Regions from separate parts of the Homo sapiens genome. Here all the other regions are linked to region 2. A link is a loop called in an ENCODE intact Hi-C map of the cell type or tissue named here. Cell type or tissue: PC-9. All regions are shown on one strand.

What was found. Peaks named below come from ENCODE experiments on the same cell type or tissue, not always from the same donor. Only the 100,000 strongest peaks of a DNase experiment are listed, where the experiment ranks them.
Region 1: it touches region 2 in a loop (4-fold over the local background); 4 of 110 quality-filtered maps call a loop at or near these places.
Region 3: a loop joins it to region 2, with 16 times the contacts of the local background. A loop is called at or near these places in 20 of 110 quality-filtered maps.
Region 4: it touches region 2 in a loop (4-fold over the local background); 7 of 110 quality-filtered maps call a loop at or near these places.
Region 5: a loop joins it to region 2, with 17 times the contacts of the local background. A loop is called at or near these places in 87 of 110 quality-filtered maps.
Region 6: it touches region 2 in a loop (12-fold over the local background); 38 of 110 quality-filtered maps call a loop at or near these places.

The regions. Positions count from the first base shown.
Region 1 is chr7:12,622,166-12,626,165 of GRCh38, reverse strand. It overlaps SCIN (scinderin), which reads right to left. Exons shown (of 16, transcript NM_001112706.3): 5 at 3,273-3,365; 6 at 1,024-1,156; 7 at 316-404. Among named protein-coding and RNA genes, the nearest start is that of SCIN, 53 kb to the right of the region's middle. In PC-9, CTCF peaks have their summits at 1,875 and 2,078; no DNase peak of the experiment used is centred here.
Region 2 is chr7:12,065,885-12,069,884 of GRCh38, reverse strand. The region is part of intron 1 of LOC124901589 (a long non-coding RNA gene); the gene reads left to right. Among named protein-coding and RNA genes, the nearest start is that of TMEM106B, 140 kb to the left of the region's middle. RefSeq lists an enhancer at 2,728-3,927. In PC-9, a CTCF peak has its summit at 2,248 (motif pointing left); DNase peaks (open chromatin) are centred at 3,134 and 3,704; H3K27ac peaks cover 2,267 bases.
Region 3 is chr7:11,425,617-11,429,616 of GRCh38, reverse strand. It overlaps THSD7A (thrombospondin type 1 domain containing 7A), which reads left to right. Exons shown (of 28, transcript NM_015204.3): 14 at 492-670; 15 at 2,946-2,951. Among named protein-coding and RNA genes, the nearest start is that of THSD7A, 400 kb to the left of the region's middle. In PC-9, CTCF peaks have their summits at 1,545 and 1,752 (motif pointing left); a DNase peak (open chromatin) is centred at 1,736.
Region 4 is chr7:12,386,947-12,390,946 of GRCh38, reverse strand. It overlaps VWDE (von Willebrand factor D and EGF domains), which reads left to right. Exons shown (of 29, transcript NM_001135924.3): 3 at 1,589-1,820. Among named protein-coding and RNA genes, the nearest start is that of VWDE, 15 kb to the left of the region's middle. In PC-9, CTCF peaks have their summits at 1,458 and 1,660 (motif pointing left); a DNase peak (open chromatin) is centred at 1,676.
Region 5 is chr7:12,320,206-12,324,205 of GRCh38, reverse strand. No RefSeq gene overlaps it. Among named protein-coding and RNA genes, the nearest start is that of VWDE, 82 kb to the left of the region's middle. In PC-9, a CTCF peak has its summit at 1,735 (motif pointing right); no DNase peak of the experiment used is centred here; H3K27ac peaks cover 1,170 bases.
Region 6 is chr7:12,488,297-12,492,296 of GRCh38, reverse strand. LOC105375156 (a long non-coding RNA gene) reads left to right here. Exons shown (of 8, transcript XR_001745093.2): 5 at 299-432; 6 at 704-808. It also overlaps a transcript of C7orf78 not described here and the pseudogene TAS2R2. Among named protein-coding and RNA genes, the nearest start is that of C7orf78, 14 kb to the left of the region's middle. In PC-9, CTCF peaks have their summits at 1,819 and 2,022 (motif pointing right); a DNase peak (open chromatin) is centred at 1,966.

The DNA.
Region 1 (4,000 bases), 560 kb before region 2:
TCTGCACAACTTGCTCTAAGGAATAATAACTCTTAAGTGCTCTTAGCTAAACCTACTGTGGTTTACTATCTTGAATTAAAGGCTGTGGAGGAAGTGAATGGGCAGCTCTATGGAAAGTCTGATGTGCAGTTTCTAAAAAATTCTAACCCCCACGCAGATAAAGAAGAGGGACACCAGATTGCAGCAGACAGGCAGGTGGAGAATCACTTCACATACAGACGTTACTTTGACCCAAACTTTTTCATGAGTTTCGTGGAGATGTCATGAGCTCCAATGTTTTCTATTTTTTTCTAGCCAGTTCAGTTTCACACATACTTGGGTATTCTTGGAATAATTCATTTGCTGTAGAAATTCTTCAGCTGTCTTCATTGCAGCCTTCCTCTCTTGGGGATTAGCATCTTTACCTAAAATACAAGGTAAATTAAAGAGAAAGAACTTCAGAGAAGGAAGACATTCTATGATTAAGAAATACTTGTGTACCATAATAAACATGATTATAATTGAAGTTAAATACAGCAGTGAAAGAATAGCAAAATTGGCCGGGTGCGGTGGCTCACGCCTGTAATCCTAGCACTTTGGGAAGCCAAGGCAGGTGGATCATGAGGTCAAGAGATCGAGACCATCCTGGCTAACACGGTGAAAGCCCATCTCCACAAAAAATACAAAAAAATTAGCTGGGCGTGGTGGCGGGCTGCACTCCAGCCTGGGCGACGGAAAAAAAAAAAAAAAAAAAAGAATAGCAAAAATTTCCTGGTATATTAAGTGTATTTAACAATACAGGAAAAAACGTTATTTGTAAAACAATTCTTTTTATATTGCCCAAATGCTTTTTTTTTAACTCCATAATCCCTGGTATATGATGTTGGTAGGAGGAAAATGGCTGCATTTTATGTGAGACATTTATAGATCATGTCTTAATTAAAAGGTGGGCTTTTTTTTAAAATCAAAAAATATATTTTATTTACCCTTATAGAGGAAATATCTATAAATCTGAAATACAGCATCGTCAATGGAATTTTTTACCTTTCCATACGAAAATTTGTTTGGCAGCCCCGTGGTCCAAAATAAAGCATTCTTCAGACAGCAGCATTGCCATTGAGAAGGGGTTTTCTTCTGCCACCACAGTCACTCTCATGGAGCCACTTGCATCTGAAACCTAATATAAAAACCATGACCTCCATGTTTTCATTTGGGGATGATAAGGATGTTCTATAATTAGATTATGGTAATGGTTGTACAACTCGGTAAATGTCATCAAATAAAAAGCATTGAATTGTACACTTTAAATGCAAGAATTTTATGGTGTATAAATTATATCTCAATAAAACTGTTTCAAAGAAAATGAAAAGAATCCACAAGACTAATTATACTCTAATTTTTTTGAAAGTCCTTTGGGGTAAAGGAACTACAAATAAAAAGTTAAGTTTTGACACTGTGCCTAAAACATCAGAAAAGAATAGTGATAATAATAATGGCTGAGGTCTATTCAGATGCTCTTATGTACTAAGCATCATGTAATTAACTTTCCATGATTATTTCTTGTACATTTTAGAGTAATCTTTTCAAGTAGGTAATAATCTTAAAATCATTACATACACACAAGATGAAGTTTAAACAATCACTCAGTCAACATTTACTGTCTACCATATACCAGTCGCTTTGTTAAGGAGGATATTGATATAGTTTATGCACAAAGATTTTTTCAACATAGGTCCTGCAATTTAAGTAAACTTTGTATAAATTATCAAAGTAAATTTCTTCTGTCACATTTAGAAATGACTACAGACTATTAAAACAAATTTTTAAGTGGTCTTACAAAATTGAAAGTGATATTCATGTGCAGGTTAGGATTTACTGGTTTTCAATGGCCAGCTTGTATGCTACAGTTTAGTTACCTATTATACAGATTCCAGAGCCCTCCCTAGATTAGTGGAGTTTTGCAGGACCAGGGTGGAGTCTGAATTCTGTAGTTTTGAAAATGCCCCAGGTGATTTTGCTTGCCAGCCTTGTTAAGAAACCCGAATTATTTTCAAAGGAACTTTATACTTTATATCCATGTAATACAGCATAGCTCCACTAGAGGAAGCTATGACTCAGGATGAATATTTTCCCATTTAAAAATACTTCTTTAGTTCATAATGCTGTCCAGGAGGGAGAACAGTTTTGGTTGATGATGTGAAATAAAAGATATCTGTTAGGCTGTTGAAAATGAGTTTTAGAAATAGTAATTTTTAAAAGCAGTCACAAAATATTTAGCTAACACTTTCTGTATGGCTCATATTAAAATTACCAGTATTTAGCAGAAATGGTAACCATATTTCCTTTTGCATCTAGAAGAAAAAAAATCCACTTATTCATTATGAAAAGGAAATTACGCTAAACAAGTTATTAATTTGGTCTTCATGTAAAATCACAGAGTTTCGGAGCCAAAAATCCCTTAAAGAGCAGCAAATATAGTTTCTTTCTGTTACAGATGAGAAAACTACTAAATTCTGCATGGAGATTTACGATCTGCTCCAAATCACACGCTTAGAAAGTTGCAAGGGGAGGGAACACTGGAAGAATACCACTGTAGCAACCTCCTTAACTGGAGTGTCTTGCAGTTTTTGTTACCCTCAACAGAAAAAACAAACAAACAAAGAATAAAAAAAACTATAGAGTTGGAAGGAACCTACTTTCTTTGTTGTGTGTGCATAAGAATACTTAGACCCAGAGTGGTTATGTCCTGTGCAAAGTCATGCTCCTAATCATGTGCTATAGAGCTGATATGGAAGTAGGTAGGTTAATGCCTGGAACAGAACTGTTTTTACCCTGTTTCCCTCCAGCTGTTTCATTTGGTAGCTCAGCCCTCCTGTAACAAAGAACTCCTTCATTATGGCTAAAGACAATGTTTTAAATAGGGTGAAGACTTTACATTCTTATCAAGAATTTATAAGAAAAAGCTGATAAAATATTTTTACTCCATAAAGGAAACATTGTATTGAGTATTATATATCAAAAGATCGTTGCAAACTAGTACAGCAACAATATATAATTTTATGAAGTCACAGCAATAAGTTCACATATTTGTTGTTTTTCATAAAAATAACAAAAAGTATTAAAACTTAATTAAAAAAACATACAAGAGCAAAGAACTGATTCTATCTACACATTGCTCTTGGAGAGCAATGAGGAGAGTTCTCAACTGCAGCAACGGGAATCCCGCCCAATACAGGCCTCCCTAGCTACATCCAGTACTGTTGAAACAATAAATTTGGTTACAGTGAACTCACCATGTATAGTTTAGCCATTTTCCTGTTACTTATGTCTGCTATAATGTCATCATCATCACCTCCATCTGGAAGCTCTGGCTTTTCCCCTAAGACCTGGAAAAAAGTGAGCAGTGGATGCAAAGATAAAGATCTCCCATTGAAGGATGCAGAGTTAGAAAAATACACTTATAAAGACATGGATTATAAAATATTTGCAATTAAAATGACCAGGCTCAAACACTTCTCATCAATGCATACAAGGTAGTCCTTTTCATATAGGCCAAATCAATCAATTGCATTAAGTAAACAAGCACTGAGGTTGCTTGTTTGCAACCTCAAACAATGAATTTCAAGAAAGGAAAATCCCTAATTTGAGAGCCTAGGTGTCCATATTACTGAAAGCTAGAAGGAATTAATTAAAATTTGAGCTCTATGTTCAGCTCTGCAGCAGAATTTCTTCTATGACCTCTGCTTCTAGAAATAATCTCTCAGTTTTATGAGTTTATTATAATAAAGATTTGAATCAAAATTACTATTTGGAGGTAAAATACTACTATAATTATTGACATATAGGATGAAGTGCAAGCTCTTGATCACCCAAATCATGCTTCGTTTTCTGCTGTATCCTTGGCACTTGGAACAGTTCTTGGGACATAGTATACGCAGAGTAAGTGTTTGTCAAAATAATGAATAAATGAATTTATCTATTCTGTGCATATGTGATGCAATCCAAAAGTCCAAAAAAGTGT
Region 2 (4,000 bases):
CTCAGAGTTTTCTTCAGTTCTTTTCTTTGGACCAGACATTAGAATTAATGTATTTTGTCTCTGTATTGGTGAGTAGGTTTAATGAGGTGAAGAATTCTCTTGGTCTGACTTGTAGGCCTCTGCCTAACTTCAACATTAAATCCCTCCCTAATAAATTAGTCTCTGCTTCAGGGATTAACAAAAACTGAATATGAGCTGATTGATCTTGGTATTTGACTTTTGTGTATTTTAAAATTTTTGTTTTAAATCCTTCACCTTTCACTCCAGAGAGCAAAAGTCCTTCCAAAGAGTAGGCAATATTAGATGGGGGGAAACCAACAGAGGAACAAGTCATCCCTGAATCGAACAAAAAGTGATAAATTCATGTTTAGGTCCCACTTCTAAATTTATTAAGGGCTCCTGGTGGGACTCAACATAAAAGAGACAGAGCCCCTGACTCCCTTATTCTTCCTCAAAAGTAATGAACGGAAGGACTTTTTTCTCTTTTTTGAATTCAGGACATTTCCTCTTGAAGTGGCCTGTACTTTCATATTTGTAGCACCTATCTTGTCCTTTGTACCTCTCAGTTCTGGGATTTTTTTACTTTGTTTTGCCATACTCTTCAGAGGGCCTTGGTCCTCCAGATGGAGGCTTAGGTCTTTTAAAGAAGGGTTTGGACCCTTTATAGTTTCTGTGTCTCTGGAAGCTCTGTTTAGAAGGACATGGATTTGGAGTCTTCTGTTGGAAGGTGGATAATGTAAGTTTTGTCTTTTGTTTCTGATTTTTTTCGTCTCTCCTCACACATAACTTTTGAGTTTCCATGCGAAGTTCACTCGGGGGACGGTCTGGTCTTTCCAATTTTCTATTTTTTTGTACTTTTTTTGAAATGTCTGGCCAACTTTTTGTGAAAAATTGGAGTTTTAACATTTCTCATCCAAAGGGATCTTCTAAATTGAGGCCTGTATATTGTCTCATTTGTTCCTTCAGTCTGTCTAGGAATTTCATAGGCCCTTTATCCTTTTTCTGTTGCATATTAAATGTTTTAGAAAGATTTTGGGTTTGGGGTACTGATTCCCGAGTTCATTTGATTATCACCTCCCTTAGGCCCTGTGTATTTTCCTGGTGAGTTGTGTTGTTATTGTCCCAGCGGGGGTCTTGGGCAGGGAATTTCTGGTCCATGGTAGGAACGTTTTGACTGGGTGAATGCTCACGTTCTCAAACTACTATAGCAGCCCTATGAATCATACTCCTTTCTTCTCCTGAAAAGAGGATGTCCAAAATGGACATTAACTCAACCCAAGTGTATAACTGAGGTCCTAAAAATTGATCAATTTGATCTGCCACTCCGTAAGGGTCATCTAGTAATGGCTTAAGCTCCTTTTTTAAACTCTGGAATTCTGAACTGGTTAAGGGAGTATCCATGAAGTCAATGGTTCCTCCTCCTTGTGGCACCTATCTTAAGGGAAGGAGATCAGGGGCTGACTCTTTAGTTGTAGAGGGAAAAGGGAAGTTTCGGATATCCTTTTTATATTGTTCTATTTCACATTGGAGTCCCTTTAGGGAGGGGTCCTTAGGCTGTTAGGGGACAGACTCTTGGGATGATAATTTCCAAGAGTCAGGATTGTAAGGAGGGGGAATAACGTGAGTAGGTGAAGAATCTGGAGCAGGATCTTGGGCAGCAGCAGCTGTCTGAGGAGAGGGCTTGGGGTCACTGAGCAGGGGAAGATGGTCTAGGGGATCCCATATGCTGGAGTCTTTGCGCATGGGAACTAACTTATGTAATTTTTCCTTTTGTGATGTTACATTGGGTTCTTCCCTAGTTGTCTTTAAGGGGAAAAGGACAGGTCTCTGCCTCCAACAAAGAGCATAGTCTAGTTCCTCTTGAGAAACGAGGCTTTTATCATTTACATATTGAATGAAAAGCTGACACATTACATCTTCATTCGACCCAAACTTTGGTCAGAAGATTTGAGGGTTTGAAGATGGGTCTCTGAGTCCAAATAAAACAGCAATATTTTATCATTTGTTGCTTTTTCTTATGTTTAGTCCTCTCATTATTTTTCCAGTATTTTAACATGAGACCTAGGGGACTATGAGGGGGAATCATCTTTGTTGGTATTTTTATCCTTTTTACTCCCTGTCTTGCTTAGGGTATTTCCCATGTTGGGTCCTAGTTAGGCTTAATCCCTCATACTAGAGATTTCTTGCCTATCTTTTAGCCCCACCTGCTGGAGGATCCTTGCACCCTTCTTTTGCTTCATCCACTCTGGCCGCTTCCCTTTTGGGTGTCTAGGCCCCTCTTGGTATTGGCATGCCAGTTTGAACCCCATGGCAGGATCTGTCCTAAGCCGTATGAGGTGACCATGGAACCGCAGATAGGACCCACTCACTCCACACAGCGGTAGTGCGTAGTACCATTCACACAAGCAGCACTGCAAGCAGTAGTGTTTGTGATCATTTAAACACACTTTTAACCTCCAGAATATCTTGACCAGCAAGGAAATACTTCGTCACCCCTGCGACATTGCTTAACTTGGTCTGTGTACAGAGTTACCTGATTGCTGCGGTATGTGAGAATCCTTTCCCCAAGCTATCATCCTGTTTCCTTCTGGGTTGTTGAGAGCCCGAGTTTATTTGTCGCACTGGGTGGTTCCCCATCTCTCACCCTGAGGCCACCACAATGAGGCAATGGGACGCGTCTCCCCACGAGAAGTGAATGGAGACCCATTCCCTGGAGGAGAATGGGAATCCCGGGCAGGCGCCCAAAATTGTTGGAAGTAAATGCTCGGTGCCACAAAGTGAAAATAGCATTCAGACAAAAGTTTTCTCAACAAAACAATTTACTTCTATAGAAGGGTGAGTCTCATGGATAGAGCAATGGAGAGAGCACACCAGACAAGGGAGGGGAAGAGAGTCTTATCCTTAATGCAGTTAGTCCCTACTGCTGTGTCTTTCCTCTATTGACTAGGGTTAGACCGCACAGTCTAAGGTAATTCGGGTTGGCTATTTTAAAGAGAGCAGTGGTACAAGCTGAAATGGCAGGGTGAGTAGTTTTGGTGGGAGGGATGGTTACAAAACAGGTGACTAAGTATGACTAAGGACAGAGCAGGTGACTAAGGACAGAACAGGTGACTATAAGGATGACTAAAGACAGAGCAGATGACTAAGGACAGAGCAGGTGACTAAGGACAGAGAGGGTGATAGAGGTTAGGAGGGGGTTGTTTACTGAAACTAGGGACAAAGAGACGTAAAGAACAAGGAAGTTAAACTTTAAGATGAGGAACAAAGAACAGGGAAGCTGAACATAGTGACATATTGGTTCTTTAAAGAGAAATCTACTGTATCCTACAAGGCCTTAGTGCAGACCAAGTTGCATTACTTCTGTGGTATGGCAAACAGTCCTAAAATAAGCAGATATAAAACAAACAAAATCATACAGCATGTTTTCTATTAGGAATACAAAGGGAAAGCAAACGTAACATGTCTAGTCCTTAGTAAAACCTGGGTGACAAAAGAGAAGAGTGAAAAAGGGCAGCACATCATTGTGGTATATGTTTCTTATATATGTTTCTTAACGTCCTTTCGTTCTTTACGTCTCTTGTCCCTAGTTTCAATAAACAGCCCCCTCCTAATCTCTATCACCTGCTCTGTCCTTAGTCACCTCCTCTGTCTTTACTCATCCTTATAGTCACCTGTTCCATGCTTAGTCACCTGTTCTGTCCTTAGTCATCCTTAGTCACCTGTTTTGTAACCATCCTTCCCACCGAAACTACTCACCTCACCATTCCAGGTCATACCCCTGCTCTCTTTAAAGCAGCCAATTGGAATTACCTTAGACTGTGTGGTCTAACCCTAGTCAATAGGGGAAAGACACAGCAGTAGGGACTAGCTGCATTAAGGATAAGACGCTCTTCCCATCCCTTGTCTGGTGTGCTCTCTCCATTGCTCTATCCATGAGACTCACCCTTCTATAGAAGTAAATTGTCTTGTTGAGAAAACTTTTGTCTGAATGCTATTTTTA
Region 3 (4,000 bases), 640 kb after region 2:
AGAAGGAGAAACGCAAGATGCTAAGTTAAATGGTTCCTTTTGGGTATTGAGTGAAAGGGACTGGGATTTCTTAAGAAAGAACGTTGCATGGACTCAGAACCCTGAACTTGTGTGACATTAACAGATAGGGTTTTATAGAAAACTGTTATAATTTTTTAATGTATCATTCTGTCAGCATGAGAATGATATGGCAGCAGACAGGTTATTGTCAATTAAACACGAGCTGTCAGTCAGAAATGTTGAAATATGGTGAGCATGAATCCTAAGCAGATCACATGGCAGCTGCTCAACTGTTATTTTAACAGAGTCACTGTATGTATGTGACATTTCCCTGCAGAATTTAATTCAAGTCCCTTACAACAGAGACACCTCTGCATTTGCATGCTGCTGTCAAGTCAGTCTTGGACCTTCTAAATGACCTAGAATAGTGGGTGGTAATGGGAGAGTGACAGGTGGAGGAGATGATTCTTGTCTCATTTTCCTCTACTCAGGTTACATTGAGGAGGCCTGCATCATCCCCTGCCCCTCAGACTGCAAGCTCAGTGAGTGGTCCAACTGGTCGCGCTGCAGCAAGTCCTGTGGGAGTGGTGTGAAGGTTCGTTCTAAATGGCTGCGTGAAAAACCATATAATGGAGGAAGGCCTTGCCCCAAACTGGACCATGTCAACCAGGTATTTTCTATCATTGACAGTGTTAAGATATTGTTGAGATTCACAATGATCTGATTTTTTCTCCAAAATGGAGAAGAGGAAATAATAGCTATTGAATAAAAAATTGACCCATTTTTACCATTAGAATGCCTGAATAAATACATACATGTTATTAAAATTTCAAATTAGACATATCTGTATTCTCTGGAGATTCCATACCTTGCAAGTATATATGAATATGTATGTAATTCAATGGGGAGAAAAATGACACCTATCTTTGAAATAATGTCAAGGTATTTAATCTGTCATAAGATTGTATCTAACATGTAGGCTGAGATTATCTCATTCTTATAGTTTCCCCAAACTGTCAGAAAAGACATCTCAATTACCAAATGCTTAAATTAAAATCAAAGAAATAATATGGGTTTTGGTCTAAAATTAGGAAAAATATATACTGTTTATTTAAATGTGTTTGATATAAAACAAACTGAGAAAAAGAAATACAAAGATGGCCTCAAAATCACTGTAAGTATGCTATCAATTTAGTCATTGACCATTTTCAATTTTATTTGGAACTCTGACTTTTGATGCATTCTTTCTTACCTGCTGTTAATAGTTGTCGTTCTGTTCTATTAGAGATAAAAAGAAAAAGCCTAATGGAGGAATTGTGACTGATTTAAATGGAATGTAACATAATCAGACAATTATTACCATGTTTGGCCTATAAGTGAATTAGCAAAGAATAATTTCATTTATTATGTGTGGGTGTTAAGTTGTGTATTTGAATTTAAATCACAATCAAATGAATCAAGTCCTTAAATATGTAGAATTGTTTCATACATACATAGACTCATTTTAATCTCTAAACACACTGCTTACCTGTATACATACTTTCCTTCCCAGATTAACATAACTTTGTTCATAATAAAAGTACATTGTAGAGAAAACAGAAAGAACCTTGGAATTAAGTAAATTAAGATGAAGATCGTGAAGAATTAAATTCTATAAAAAGTACTCTAAAGAGTCTTGATTGTTCCCCAAGTGAAGTTGCTGATTTTATCTTTATGTGCAATGGAGGGTAAATAACACACTCCCTTGCTGCCATCTACTGGTAGTTTAGCTTCCATGTCACAGAGCATTTTGCATTTCTAAGATGCTAAGGAAATTTCCAAAGAAAATTCAGTTCAGCAACTATAATTATATAACTGCAAAACAGAAAAACTGAACTAAAATGTTTATAATACAAAAGAATATTTCTCTACAAATTTTGAAACCTTGAATTTTCAGTAGCAAATTTAAATAAATTATATATGACTCCCAATCCTAATAAAGAGAAATTCTACACATACTCATACCTATTTCACTTTAGCGTGTATGTGTACACCCAGTCAGATATGCAATTAAAATCTGTGTTTTCCTCAGATTTTCCTTAAGTGAATTTCCAAAGGTTCAAAACCTCAGGCCAAGTTGTCTTTGCTATTCCTAGTGTTTGGCCTAAACCATTTGTCACTTTCCAACTCTAATATATTCTGATGCAGTTTGATAAGGGTATTGTGACTTGGTATCGGTTGACTGAAGGCTTACTGAGACATTAACAACTGAAAAATCAAAGCTAAAACAAATAATAAATTTTTGAACATTTGAGCCTAAATGTTCTGCATAAAAATAGAAACTTCTATGAATTTGTGTATTAAGAAATTTAGGGAAAATAAAAATGTAAAGTTTTGTGTTAATGTTGAAAATTGTAAATCACATAGGTGTTTACTACAATTATATGTTCCTCAGTAAAATAATCAGAAGCATTGGCTTGAAAACAGTCTCTGAGTTTCTATTTTTCTAGCTGAGGAAGGAAGTACTCAAATCCTCATTTTCTACAAAACAGATGAACTGATTAAGGTAAATCAACGGATAGATCAATCTATAAATATACTGATAGACAACAGTACATTGACAAGTTGGATCACAAGTTATTTGCATCATATATCAATTTCCCATGCTATGTATTGTGAGGTCAACTCCATTTTCTAAGATTTCTCCATCCTGCCCATCTAATTTTCTCATTGGCTCTGCTATTTACAATACCCATTTGTGTATCTTACTTTTTAACATTAATAAGTAGTTGTGTATTATCTCCTGAGACCTAAGAAAAATGTTCTAATATTTTACCAAAAAAGTAGGTTTTTACATGTAAGTAATAATACTTGAAACTTACCATGTGTTCTTCTCATAGCATACTGACATTTTCACCTACCTTATTTCTCTCCCTTTTCATCATTCCTGTTGAACACCACTCCAGGCACAGGTAAGAACTCTTAAACCTCATGCTTTTTGATAGAATCCTTCTTTTCTTAAATTTCCTGATTTCTGAGAATACATTTCTCTTCTTGCTTTGTCTTTTATGTTTTACAGGGAGAAAATGTCATATTTTCCATTAAAGAATTTTTTTCTATAACTGTTTTATTTTTCTTTTCTATCATAGTTACCTGTGTTCCTACATTTCATATCCCTCATTGTAATATCAAGGACTGAGGTGAACAAGAGTTGGGGAGAACAAGTTTCACTTCGCTAATCTCGACAGGCAGTGACACCCATTATTAATGGTCTTGTGCTTTTCAGAGGGAGAAGGAAAAAGTGCAAGTGGACTGAAAATGGGTGGGTTGGAGATTGTTCTGAACTGATGGGTATTCACTTCAGTACAGGAGTTTAAAATAAAAGCCATCAAAGGATTAAGAAGAAGAGCATTTCTCCTTCAGTTTTTCTTTTCACTGCAAGTTGTAGGGTAATGTTTTATCCTGTGCTATTTAGTTCTATTTTTAATACAGCAACTAAATGTGAATATAATCACTTATGGCAATAATTGCAGAATTTGACTCCAACAGTGCATTTTTTTTTTAATGTTTTTTTTTTTTATTATACTCTAAGTTTTAGGGTACATGTGCACATTGTGCAGGTTAGTTACATATGTATACATGTGCCATGCTGGTGCGCTGCACCCACTAACGTGTCATCTAGCATTTTTTTATTCCTCTTTGAGACAGGTCCACTTTATTCATTTTACTTAGGTTTTTAGTTCACTAAAATTGGCACAAAAGAATGGCTGCAAAGGGCTATTTAAATCTATCTTTTCTAGAATTCATTACATAAAAAGCTATAGTTTCTCTCTTCCCTTTCTCTCTCTCTTGCTCTCTGTCTCTGTCTCTCAGTGTGTGTGTGTGTGTGTGTGTGTGTGTGTGTGTAAAATAAGGGATAGAGTTGGACTATCACAGATTAGAAAAATACTTTCAAAGAATTTTATTTAATGCTTGAGTCAGCTTGGTTGCAATGGATTAAGTGCCATTTATTTCCTTTATT
Region 4 (4,000 bases), 320 kb before region 2:
CAATTGACGAATGTACATGTAATTATTGTTTTAATTTTAGTGTCTTTAGTAAGATTGATTTTTATAAGTTAAATTAGTAATGGTTAAAGTCTTTTTGAGGCTTTTGATACATATAGTTGTTCATTTAAAACATAGTGATAATTTTTAATTCCAATAGCAGTACATAAACATACCTTTTGCAATACTGAATATTCTCATGTATTTATTAGGCATTTGTGTTTCTTTTGTGAATTACCTATTTGTACATTTTGCCCATTTGTAGTCTTAGAGTTTTTAAATGGATAATATTACATGGTTAAAATAAAATAACAAATATAGTATAATTATACATAAATATAACACAATATAGTACTATTTACATATAATTTTATTATTTAACTTTTATATTTTAAAAATTATAATTCAATCACATATATCAATATTTCCTTTATGTTTTTCCTTTGCTTTGAAGCATAGAAATAATAACAAGAATTATAACCTGGCTAACGATTTTTTAGCCATTACTATGTAGAAGTTGCATTATATACATTACTTTATCTATACCTCACTATGGCACTTTGAGGTGGGTACCACTTCCACCTAATATAAAAGAGAAGGATGTTGAGTGCCTTGTCCAAGATCATGCATTTAGTAAGGGCCCTGGTTCTTCCCAAGTCATACATAGTTTCTTCTTATTTTTCCTGGGTTATTTTTCTATTTAATTCTATTTTTTATCTGAAAAGGATTTTGATAAATGACTTCAAGTGAGGTTTAAACTTTCTTTCTTTCTTTTTTTTTTTTTTGAGATGGAGTCTCGCTCTGTCGCCCAGGCTGGAGTGCAGTGGTGCGATCTCAGCTCACTGCAGCCTCCACCTCCCTGGTTCAAGCAATTCCTCTGCCTCAGCCTCCTGAGTAGCTGGGATTACAGGCGCACGCCACCACACCCGGCTAATTCTTTTGTGTTTTTGGTAGAGACAGGGTTTCACCATGTTAGCCAGGATAGTCTCGATCTCCTGACCTCAGGCAATCCGCCCACCTCAGCCTCCCAAAGTGCTGGGATTGCAGGCATGCGCCACCGCACCCCACCAAACTGTATTATTTCTAACTTACTAAACAATTTTTCCATCACCAGATTTTGAACAATACCTTCCTTCTCCCCGATTTTATTGCCTCCTGAACTATGCATTAACTTCTTGTGCATACTATTTCAAGCAATTTTGCAAGAGTTTTCCAAGATCAGTTTATCTTTGTGTTATGTGTTAACATAACTTCAGATTGACTTGTCTTATTTTAGAATGTATCAGCTATTTTAGTAAGGTATCTGAGATCTAATTTCCCTTGTTTACAATACAAATGTAATGAATGGAATAAATGTATTAATATTTACATTGAATGTGTAATTGAATGAGTATATTAATTATGAGATGTGTACCCTTAAATTTAGTATTCCTTAAAACTACTTTTCCTTGTATAGAACAGGTACAAGCCATAATTTTTTTAATGATTAATGATATTTTAAGGCTTGATTAGAATAAAATGCAAAGTTGATATATCTACAATGGATGAAAATAAACTGAATTTTCAACTTTTGTTTTCTCTCCTGCAAAAGATGAACCATTGTGGAACTCAGGCCCCCATCTGGCTGTCTCTGAGAGATTCAGAAACACTGCCATCTCCTGGGGAGATCAAGCAATTGACAGCTTGTGCAACATGGCAGTTTTTGTTCAGCACTACAAAAGACTGCTGTCTCTTTCAAATCCCAGTGTCTGTAAGAAACTGTGGGAACTTTTCTGTATACTTACTACAACCAACTCAGGGATGTATGGGCTACTGTGCGGAAGGTAAGAAAACACCAGTAATTCACATGACTGTTATTCATGGAACTCTGCCATTCGTACCATTCTCTGGATAGGTTGTATTGAGTTAGTGCAAATCTCAGTAAGATACTCAGTCTACCATTATTGCTAGATTGAAGCTAAATTTCTGTTTACATTGGTCAAATTTCTTTAGGGTTCTTTGCCAAGATTGTAAAGTCCCCCCACACGTGAAAGCATCAAAACAGACATCTCACATTTTTCCACTGGACATAATGATTGAGTGTGTTAAAAATTCTTTGGTTTCCTCAAGTCCATTCCTGTTTTAATTAAAGGATGAAGAAGGGTGAGTAAAAGTTATCATAAAAATATACATTTTATATTATTTCATCTTTCATTCACCAATATTTATTGAATGTTTATCCTGTGCCAGAAATTATTTAAGGCCTCAGAGTTACGGTGATGAGCAAGATAAATGAGATCTCTGCCTTCATGAAACTTACATTCTAGTGGAATGCTTCAGACAATATCTAAAAATAAACTGAATATGATTCAAAGATTAAAGTAAATATCCCTAAGTTCTTACTTTATAAATGTATGAGTAGATAATTAAATAGAGGCAAGGAAACGAAGCGTCTTTAAAGAATTACAAATTATTGTTGCTACTACTTCACCTAAAAGATTTTGAATAACTTCCCTCATTTTGGTTGTTGGCTGCATTTGAGTTGTTTCCAAATAATTGGGTATGATAAGGAAAAAAAAAATCTACTAATTTTACAGTGGAGAAACCTGGCAGACATTATATTAATCAAGTGATTGCAGTTAACTTTACTAGTGATAACGCATGTTGACATCACATGTCTCCTGATAACATGTAATAATAAGAGCACTTCTCTTTTGTAGTACTCTTCCCCCAAAAGCATAATCCTAGTCTAATAATGAGAAAGTTTATATAAACTCAAATTAAAGAACACACTAACAAAATACCTGAATAGTACTGTTCAAAAATGTCAAAATTATGAAAAACCAGGAAAGAATAAAAAACAGTCACAGATTAGAAAATAATGAATAATGCAATGGGATATCCTGATTGGGAAAATTGAAAAATTCAGATTCGTAAAATCTGAGTACAGTCTTCAGTTTATTTATTTGAGAGTGCACTCCTAAGGTAAATCTCCTAGTTTTGACAAATATATCATGGCTTTGTAATATGTTAACATTTGTGGAAGATTGATAAGTGCAAATTCTCTATTATTTTTGCGACCTTTTTGTGAATCTCAAACCCCAATTTAGTTACCTGGGTTCAACCATATATAGGACACTGAAAGTTCCGGGAGACACTCTTTTAGACAGTGTTATCAAAGCAGATGAACACTTGATTGAGCAACAATGATGATTATATGGGTAACACTCATGAACATTTTATTACTGAGGTTGTTAGACTCCCCAAGCTAGCCGACCCCAAATCACACAATTATAGCAAACAAGTAAAATCACTTAGTTGGTTATTATAGTAGTTAAAAGGAAACATAGTTTTAGGTTTTAATAAACCAATATATTTATATATATATGTGTGTGTGTGTGTATACACATAAATATACATAAATATGTATATATACACATATATATAAAATACCCAATCTCAAAAATTATTTTGCTCGTCATAGCTTTGGAATTTAAACCAGTATTATTAGAAAAATTGATTCCTTTAAATTTCTAGCATTCTCAGAAATCTCTCTTAATGTCAGCAAAAATAATAATTACAATAAGTTTTCTCCTATGGTTAATTTTTTGCTGAGTCTGTAATGCAATCTTTTTTCATAAAAACAATGACACACACTCCAATTTCACATTCTGTTTTTAACTACTGTTTTATTTCCAAATGACATCTAAAGTTGATGTAATATATCATTATTGGCCATAATCTCAAAGCAAATAATGCATTATTGTCTACTTTACATGATTATAGAAACTAAGACAATGTTCTCAACATATAATTTTATTTCAGTGTTTTGAAATACATACTACATTTATGGAAAATTGAATTGTTTAGATTTACTTTATCATTAACTGCAAGGCAGTAGTTCTATCTTTAAAAAAGAAATAAGGCTAAATTATTGTTTATTATTATAATAAGATCAAAATAATAAACTTATAAAATTTATTAATTCAAATAGGTATTTATTGGCAGTATTCCACAAGTATAA
Region 5 (4,000 bases), 250 kb before region 2:
TCCGCTTTTCAATCCACATTATGGGTTAATAAAAATATGCCTGTTAAAATGAGGTATTTAATTTATTTGTTGGACAAAAATATTTTGAAAAAAACTCACTTCAAGAAGAATTTGAGAATTACCAGTTTGTTTTGTTCTAGCTGTGGATATACATTTGTATGTGGAGAGGTGTCTGCGAAGAGCACCATGTAGAAATAGAACTGGAGGCAGGACAGCTGCAGGACACATTGCTGTGAGGCTTCAGAGTCAGGTGCACCTGGATTTTAATTCGATCCCAGATCCTGGCTCTAACTCACCACAGTTGTGTGTACTCGCACAGAGAACTTTACCTCCTTCTATACGTGAATTCCCTCATTTGTAAAATGGGGATAAAAAATATTTACATCATAAGAGTACTGTGTAATTTTAAATTTAAAATGAGATTATTATTGATATGCTGTGGCTCTGTGTGTGTCCCTATCCAAATTTCATCTCAAATTGTAATCCCCACTTGTCGAGGGAGGGACTTGGTAGAAGGTGGTTGGATCATGAAGGTGGTTTCCCCATGATGTTCTCGTCATAGTGAGTGAGTTCTCACGAGATCGAATGGTTTAAAAGTGTGGCACTTCCCCCACCCCGTCCTCTCCTGCTGCTGTGTGAAGAACGTGCTTGCTTCTCCTCCGCCTTTCGTCATGATTTTAAGTTTCCCGAGTCCTCTCAGCCATATGGAACTGTGAGTCAGTTAAACCTCTTTCTTTATAAATTAGCCAGTCTCACGTAGTTCTTCAGAGTGGTGTGAAAATGGGCTAATATAATTGCAAATAATTTTTCACAATGGTTGTTATCTAAATCCCCAACACATGCATTTTGTTATTTTTTGTTGTTGCTAAAGATGAATCAGTCATACCAGCTGAAGAAATGACAGGAAGACTTCTCTGTTTGGATTTTAGAGTTTTCCAATGATTACTATATGTTGGTAATTTTGTTCACTGATTAACTTTAAAAAGCACTAATTAAGATGTGAGATTAAAAACAAAATATGCAAACATGAACTTTAAATAAGCTCTGGCATACAAGTAGTGAGAACCAGACTAAGAAGGCTAAAGGTAGCTGGCATATAATGACTCAAATTGAGAGCTGAATGCGTGCCAAGCTGTGTTCTAAGTAGTTAACCAGGGTTAAGTTGATTCCCCTCCGTATTCACCTGTGTAGTTCTTTGGACTCTAGCCATCAGCCTCCAAAAAAGACCCTTTTGAACTTAGTGGGCCCTCGGCACTTTTGTCTTCACAGACCCCTCTCTCCATTTAAAAATATCAAAAAGTATATTTTATAACTGGGTTGATATAAAGATGAATACGTTAATATCATATATTAAAATAGTTTATTTGACCTAAAAGTTTTTTAATACTGATTTTAAAAGACATGAAACATTTTTGTGGGCCTTTAAAAATACTGTGGGCCATAGCCGATGTACCTCCCCCGCTGATCAAAATGGGGCCCTTCCTGGCAAGAGTATTGTAGTCTTAAGCATACCAGTTCAGAGACTACAGTACTCTTATCAACGGCCACTGCAGATGCTTTGAGAAAATAAAAGAAACGGAGGACAAAGCAGGTGGCATTCCAATTTATTTTTTTATTGTAAGGACAGACTTATACATCATTGTTGAAAGAATTTTAACCTGTTTTAAACTTCTGTAAAATTGTTTCTACTGCCAGATGAAATTAGCTTATTTTGCCTGCAGATGGTGCTAGATCCTCAGTTCCCAGGTAACACATTTTGATAAGAGAAAATATTAAATATTTAAGGCAAACATGACATTTTTCAAAAATAAAATTCTTCATAATTAATATGACATCAGTTTTTCCTGTGAGCCTAGAGTCTTAGTTATACCTGATAATCTCCAATAATTATAGCCACTTGTCTGAGAGCAGTTAAAAATTCTCATTGTGCTTGTAAAAGATACTACTTTCCTTCGAAGATTTGGTGACTTAACTGAATCCGTCTGAGATTAAAATTTCTCTGAGTAATATTAGGTTGGGCAGAAAACATTTTTTACTTCCTGTATACATTGAACTTGGAAAAAAACTGTGAAGATAGCCAGTACTTTCAAATATTTCAAGATTATGCCTTTTCCCCTGTCACTGAGAAATAGTAAGTCAATATGTAGCACACCCTGACAGAAAATAAAGTCTTTGTAAGGGATAATGTTTTCTTAAATATGCTTCTTCAGACAAAAACCATAAGTTTGTCTGAAGTAAGTGGATTTCTCCCAACTATATATCTGGACATGACTGTATCTAGAGAGTCTTTGATTAGAGACACTATGAGCTTAAGAACAATAATGAAACTTACTGGACATACACATTATAGTGAGAATTATCCCAATTTATTTTCTAATTTCATAGATGATATACAGGTGATGATAGATTAGACAAATAGGTATAGATACAATGTATATAAAGTAGATTCTATTATCAAACTTTAATCTTCCTCACCAAGGAATTGGTTATAATCCTCGATAATATGGTCAAGCGATATTGTTAGGGTCTAGTTTGGTTTCGTCTAAGATCTCAAGATAATCATCTGTACTTCCTTCAGTGTTTTGTTTTAATGCTGCCCAAGCTAAGAGGTTCCTTTCTTTGTTGAGGGCTCTGATTACTAAATGAAAGGAAATTCTTACGGCTTGTGTATGTGTCTTTAGGCACCAAGACCTGTCAATTATTTTTTGTGGACAACTTTGATGCTTCCTCCTACATTAGTTAATGGAGATGGTGACTGTGTGATACTTCATCTCCCTGATCTGTCTGCCTATTACATCAGCATTCTCTGATGATGCATTCTCACTGCTGGCTGATATTTTCTGAGGACTGTAGGAGGGGAGGATATTAGTTTTCAACCCTCTTCTTGTGAAAATAATCAATTATTCCTTGGGTTTTGACCTGAGATCTATCTCCCCATATCAAAGAGTCAAGCCATTTCCAGTGTAATGCCATAAAATACCCCGGCTGCAGCATTACAGATGAAGTAAATTAAACATTACAGACAAATATATTCTGACCACTCATTTCTAATAGTGATTGGCCTACATAGAAGACTTGAAGGATACTGGCTGGTTCAATCCAGGAAAATATTGCAAGGCAGCAACAGAGTTTGGTTTAACATGTGGGTACTTACATAAATCACAGGCAAATATTTTGAAAAATATACTTTTATTTTATTTTCATTTCTATAAAAGAAAAAATAACTAGAGGAAATGGAATTTTGTGCTACCAGAACAAAACCTAAATTGCTCACTTTGAGGGTTGTCTCTGGGCTGTCTGCCTGGCTCTGTGTGTGGAGCAAGGGTGAGATTTTTCTAGATCCATAGGGCTGAACCAAGAGGAGCAATGAACTAGAGAGGACAGAAGGTAGTTTCCAGTTAATGATCAAGTCCTGATGCATAATATGTTCAAAAAAACTTCCAGTCTTAGATTTGCACTAGAAAGGAAGAGGGTGACAAGGAATTTGTTGTTTTTTCTTCTCAAATGAGAGAACAGAGATCTCAGACAGAGTAATACCTGTCAGCACTGCTTGAGTGACTTATCTTCCAGCCACCGTTAAACCGAACAAGGAAATTTATATATCTCATTGTTTTGAGCACTATTGTTGTCTTCCAAGTGGGTAAATATTGAGTGTCCACCAAAATGCCAAAATTCATTTCTAACCTTTGTGGGTAGGCAGATTACAGGCTCTGCCAGTACCTGTTAGTAAGCAGCAGTGAGACAACTTGCTAGAAAAAGAATGTTAGATTTCCCCACCATCAGGGAATACTAAAATGATGAGCATGGTTAAAAATAAATGAGTAACCAGTTTTTAGCTTCTAATAGAACACTCATGCTGAAAATACACATGTAAGATTTTAACTAATTAGGCCTCAAGCTCTTTTTAAAAGCCACATTGCAATTAATTAAAATGACTGCTACTTATTTTTTAAAAAAACAAGGTAAATTTTTTATTATACCTACCAAACTGTCAGAGAAA
Region 6 (4,000 bases), 420 kb before region 2:
TACCTTGGTCAGCCAAATGAAGTCTTAGTATTTTTTTTATTTCTAAAATGTAACTATACTCCAGTGCAAGTATTGTTACTTAAATGTATTACCATCGCAGTAGTTTTAAGCATATAAGTCGTGAAAAAAAGACATATCCCACCCATCCAACATCAAAATTAGTGCCTCACTTGTCCTGGGGGTCAGACACTGGCAGAAAATTACCAGAGAGAGGGTGAGTCAGCATACAAAACCCAAGTAAGTCCATTGAATCTAAATCAAGGAAAGAAATAGTTCACATTGTTCTTCTTCTTCATAGTTTCTTTTTGAGGCAGAGAATTCTTCTAAATGATTGTTGGAACTTAGAATTACTCAAGATTATTATAACCGAGTGGCCAGAGGGATATGCTGCCATTATGTCCTTCAGCATAAAGAACTGGTGACTTCTGTAAGGTAAACTAAATGTCATATTTGTCATGAAGGCAGCAAAATAAGAAATAAAGAAGCAAAAGAATGTTATCACTGTTTTTAATGCATTTATATGGGCTTCTGTGTTGGCATTTCTAAAGCCATGAGATCCATGTTGCATCCGATGAGTGTGCTTGTAAAGAGAGATGAGTAACATAGAAGTGCACATCACAAATATGGCTAGAGGAAATATTAATGCCAAGTTGACAAGAAGCACTTCACTAATTTTCTTTATCTTTGTTTTACTCTTTTTTAGTGTGGTGTTTCTGAGGGCATCCTCTTCCACATTTTTAGCGTAATCTACCTCGACACACAGATGCAATGCTCACAGAGGCCAGAACGCTTCCCAGAAGCAGCCAAGGTATTAACTTTGGGATCCTGAATTTCAACCAAAGAAAACAGGACTGAGTGAAGCCTGAAATCTTGAGGCAGTAAAATACAGAAAGGCAAGTGGCAAACCATAGGCTGATAGAGCTAAAAAACATCCAAAGGAACATCATTGCTGCACCATAAATTATTTTGACGTAAAGGAGTGGAAAGAACACAGAGAAAAAACTTTGTACCATTAACACCATCTGCAGACCAAATCTAGACATCCCTATGCACATTAAGAGGATTTGAATTGGCATTAGCTTTCTATGTTTGATCAATTCATTACAGTTAACAATGATAAGAAATCCATTTACTGTGATCCCTGTGAAGAATTCTGCTGACATCATGATAATATGAAGAATAGCTGAAAAAGACAAGGCCATGTTTTCTAAGTAAGACAAGTCTTAGCTTTTCCTTGTAGATGGTCCTGAATACTTCCTCCAGATGATCTTGCAAATGGGAACATACAGCACCGAGAAGTCTCAACTTCTGCCAGCTTCTGTATCATGGGTAGAGCCTTACACTAGCTTTTCCTCTAAGGAAGAAAATCAGAGACTACTTTTTGAATCTGGTGCTCTTCAGATGAAACTGGAGCAATGCAAATCTGAAGATATGAATGATGGCTAGGTCTTCCAATTACATCCTGAGAAAAATTGCTCCCTTGGCACCATTCCATTCTCACTCTTGCTCAATTTTGAAAAAAAAAAATCTGATTGCAAGTATGTTTTGCTTTGGTTATTGATGTTTTGTTTTTGTCTTTTATTTTTTCCTAATGCTAAATGCTGCATCCTGAAGACAGATACTTATTTCCTATTACTGCCACAAATATCCAGTCTCAAAGATAGCTCTTTCCCCGGCACACTGTTTGACTTATAATAATTTCAAGACACTTTAATAAAATTTCCCCTCCCCATATCCTATCCCTACTAAAGGCAATTTCCTTTCCAGACTTGAAAATCAGTTCCTGGAATATAACTTTTTAATAAAAATCTTCCTTCCCCTGAAATATATCCTGTTTTCATGGCCTTCTTGATACAATGTTGACCTTATGAATAGCAAACCAGAGTTATAAAAGTAGTGCATAATTAATTCACATGATGACATCGTCCTGGGCTCTTGTTTACAAGCATCATTTCAAAAAGTAGATGATGTAAAAGCTATTAACTACCAGCAGAGGGCATAATTATCATGTTAAAGTGAGCATCATCCCTCTATTATGATTACAAGCAGGTAATAATACAACCTTGCTGAACTTCAGTTACATCAGAAGTAAAATGTAAATAGACCACTACTTTGTAGAATAAGATATGGTGCTCAAAGTGCTAAGTTCCTGGTTGGGTGATACTAACCACTCAAAAAATGTTAGCTATTAATATTATTAAATATCTGTCCTCATATTGTGCTTACCACAGCAAGAAAATAACCATTCTATATAGAAATATTTTCAAAAAAAGGCTAAATATAAGATTGTGATAGTATGGAAAATTTCAAAAATGAAAGAACTGGACTTACTACCCACTGTTTACACCAATCATGGCTTTTAGAGATCCCCTCAGGGTCTTCCATGAAATGTACATCCACTAGCTATTGAAAGCAAATGTCGATGCCACCTGTCACTTTCTCCTGCCAGCTTCATTACTTCCCCACCCATCTTCTACACATCACTGCTGTCCAAAATGCAGCAATATTGGTCCTATCCATATCTCTTCTAAAATTCTAGTTTTATGTCCTACATAGCAATTTTGCCTGTGGTTTTTTGTCTTGGCTTTTCTTCTTAATAAACCCTGACTTTGCCCAGCAAATAGTATTTGTCTTGCCCTCTAGCCTCCTGAAGGCATTCCCGCTTCTAGATACAGGTGAAGAAACTTCGGCTCCAATCCAAGCCCTAGACCAGTATCATGACTATGAGGTGAATGAAAAATAAGTGCGATCTGCATAGTTTATAACTTAATGTCCTAAGTTACCTCTCTGAGATTAGTTATATATATTAAGTGTTTACATTTAAAAGGATCTACTGAGTTTTCAAATACTGTAGACCTATACGGAATTCTGCTTCTTAGTTAAAATAAAAGTTCAATCAATCTCAGTTTTCCGTTTTTCAAAAATTCTGTTTCCGTTAATGTTTTATTATGAATGTGTTTCATTAAATAAACTTGCTGAGTTAAAGACACTTGAGCAAATGAGGGGAAACAATGCATATAAATAACCATCCAGATGATATATACATGCCAAATTATTAATAATGATGTAATGTGACTAAAAATCTTGAAATGTATACTGACTATTGGGGTAATCTTTTTCATGACAGATGTCCCTTGCTTTTTGTCTATACTGTTACAAGCCATTATGAAAATGATATTTTAATATGCCCCAATACTTCTTATTCTAGTGCAACAATAAGAATTCTTTTATATTGCAAATATCTTCACCATAATAGCCAGCATTTGGGTATTCCTTTTCTATGGTCTTTTCTTTCAAATTTCCAGGGCAAACTAGGGCAATAAAAGGTAGTCAAATATACGGAAACTCTTCTTAGCCAAAGCAAAAAACCAAAAAAAAAAAAACCAATCAAACCCCCTCCACACATATTGATTTAATTAAGATTAATTTCTCTGAAAATAATACTTTACAAGAAACATTTCATTGTTAAAATTGCACTTTCTTACAACAGCTACCTCAGAATGCATATATGGTATGAATATAACTTTTAAGCAATTCTTTTTGAATTTCACTTCTTAGATAAATACATAATTTATAAGCTATAATTTATCCTCATTGAATGTCCAAGGGCTTTATATTTTTTTTTTGCTGAGCTGTTTCAAACCACTCTGCCTTTGTCACATTCATAAAGGTGCAGCTGGCCATATGGGCTGTTGGCTAAATGATTCTGCAATGAGATTTGAATTTATCTAGAACTTGTTTCATTCTGAAATCCTGGATTCAGGCTCTCATTTGGCTCCCTATATACATCATTTAATTGAAGAAAAAGCTTGACTTTTCCAATAACTATTCTAAAAGTATAATTGACAGTAAGCTACAATTTAGTTAGTTTGTATTTGCATTTGTGATTTTCCTGTCATATGTGGACTGTTTTGCATTTGCCATGATTGAATCTCATTTTGGAAGCAGAGTTTTAATGAAGAGCTCTTTCTCAGATATAGGAAATTTAATGGTGAGTTGT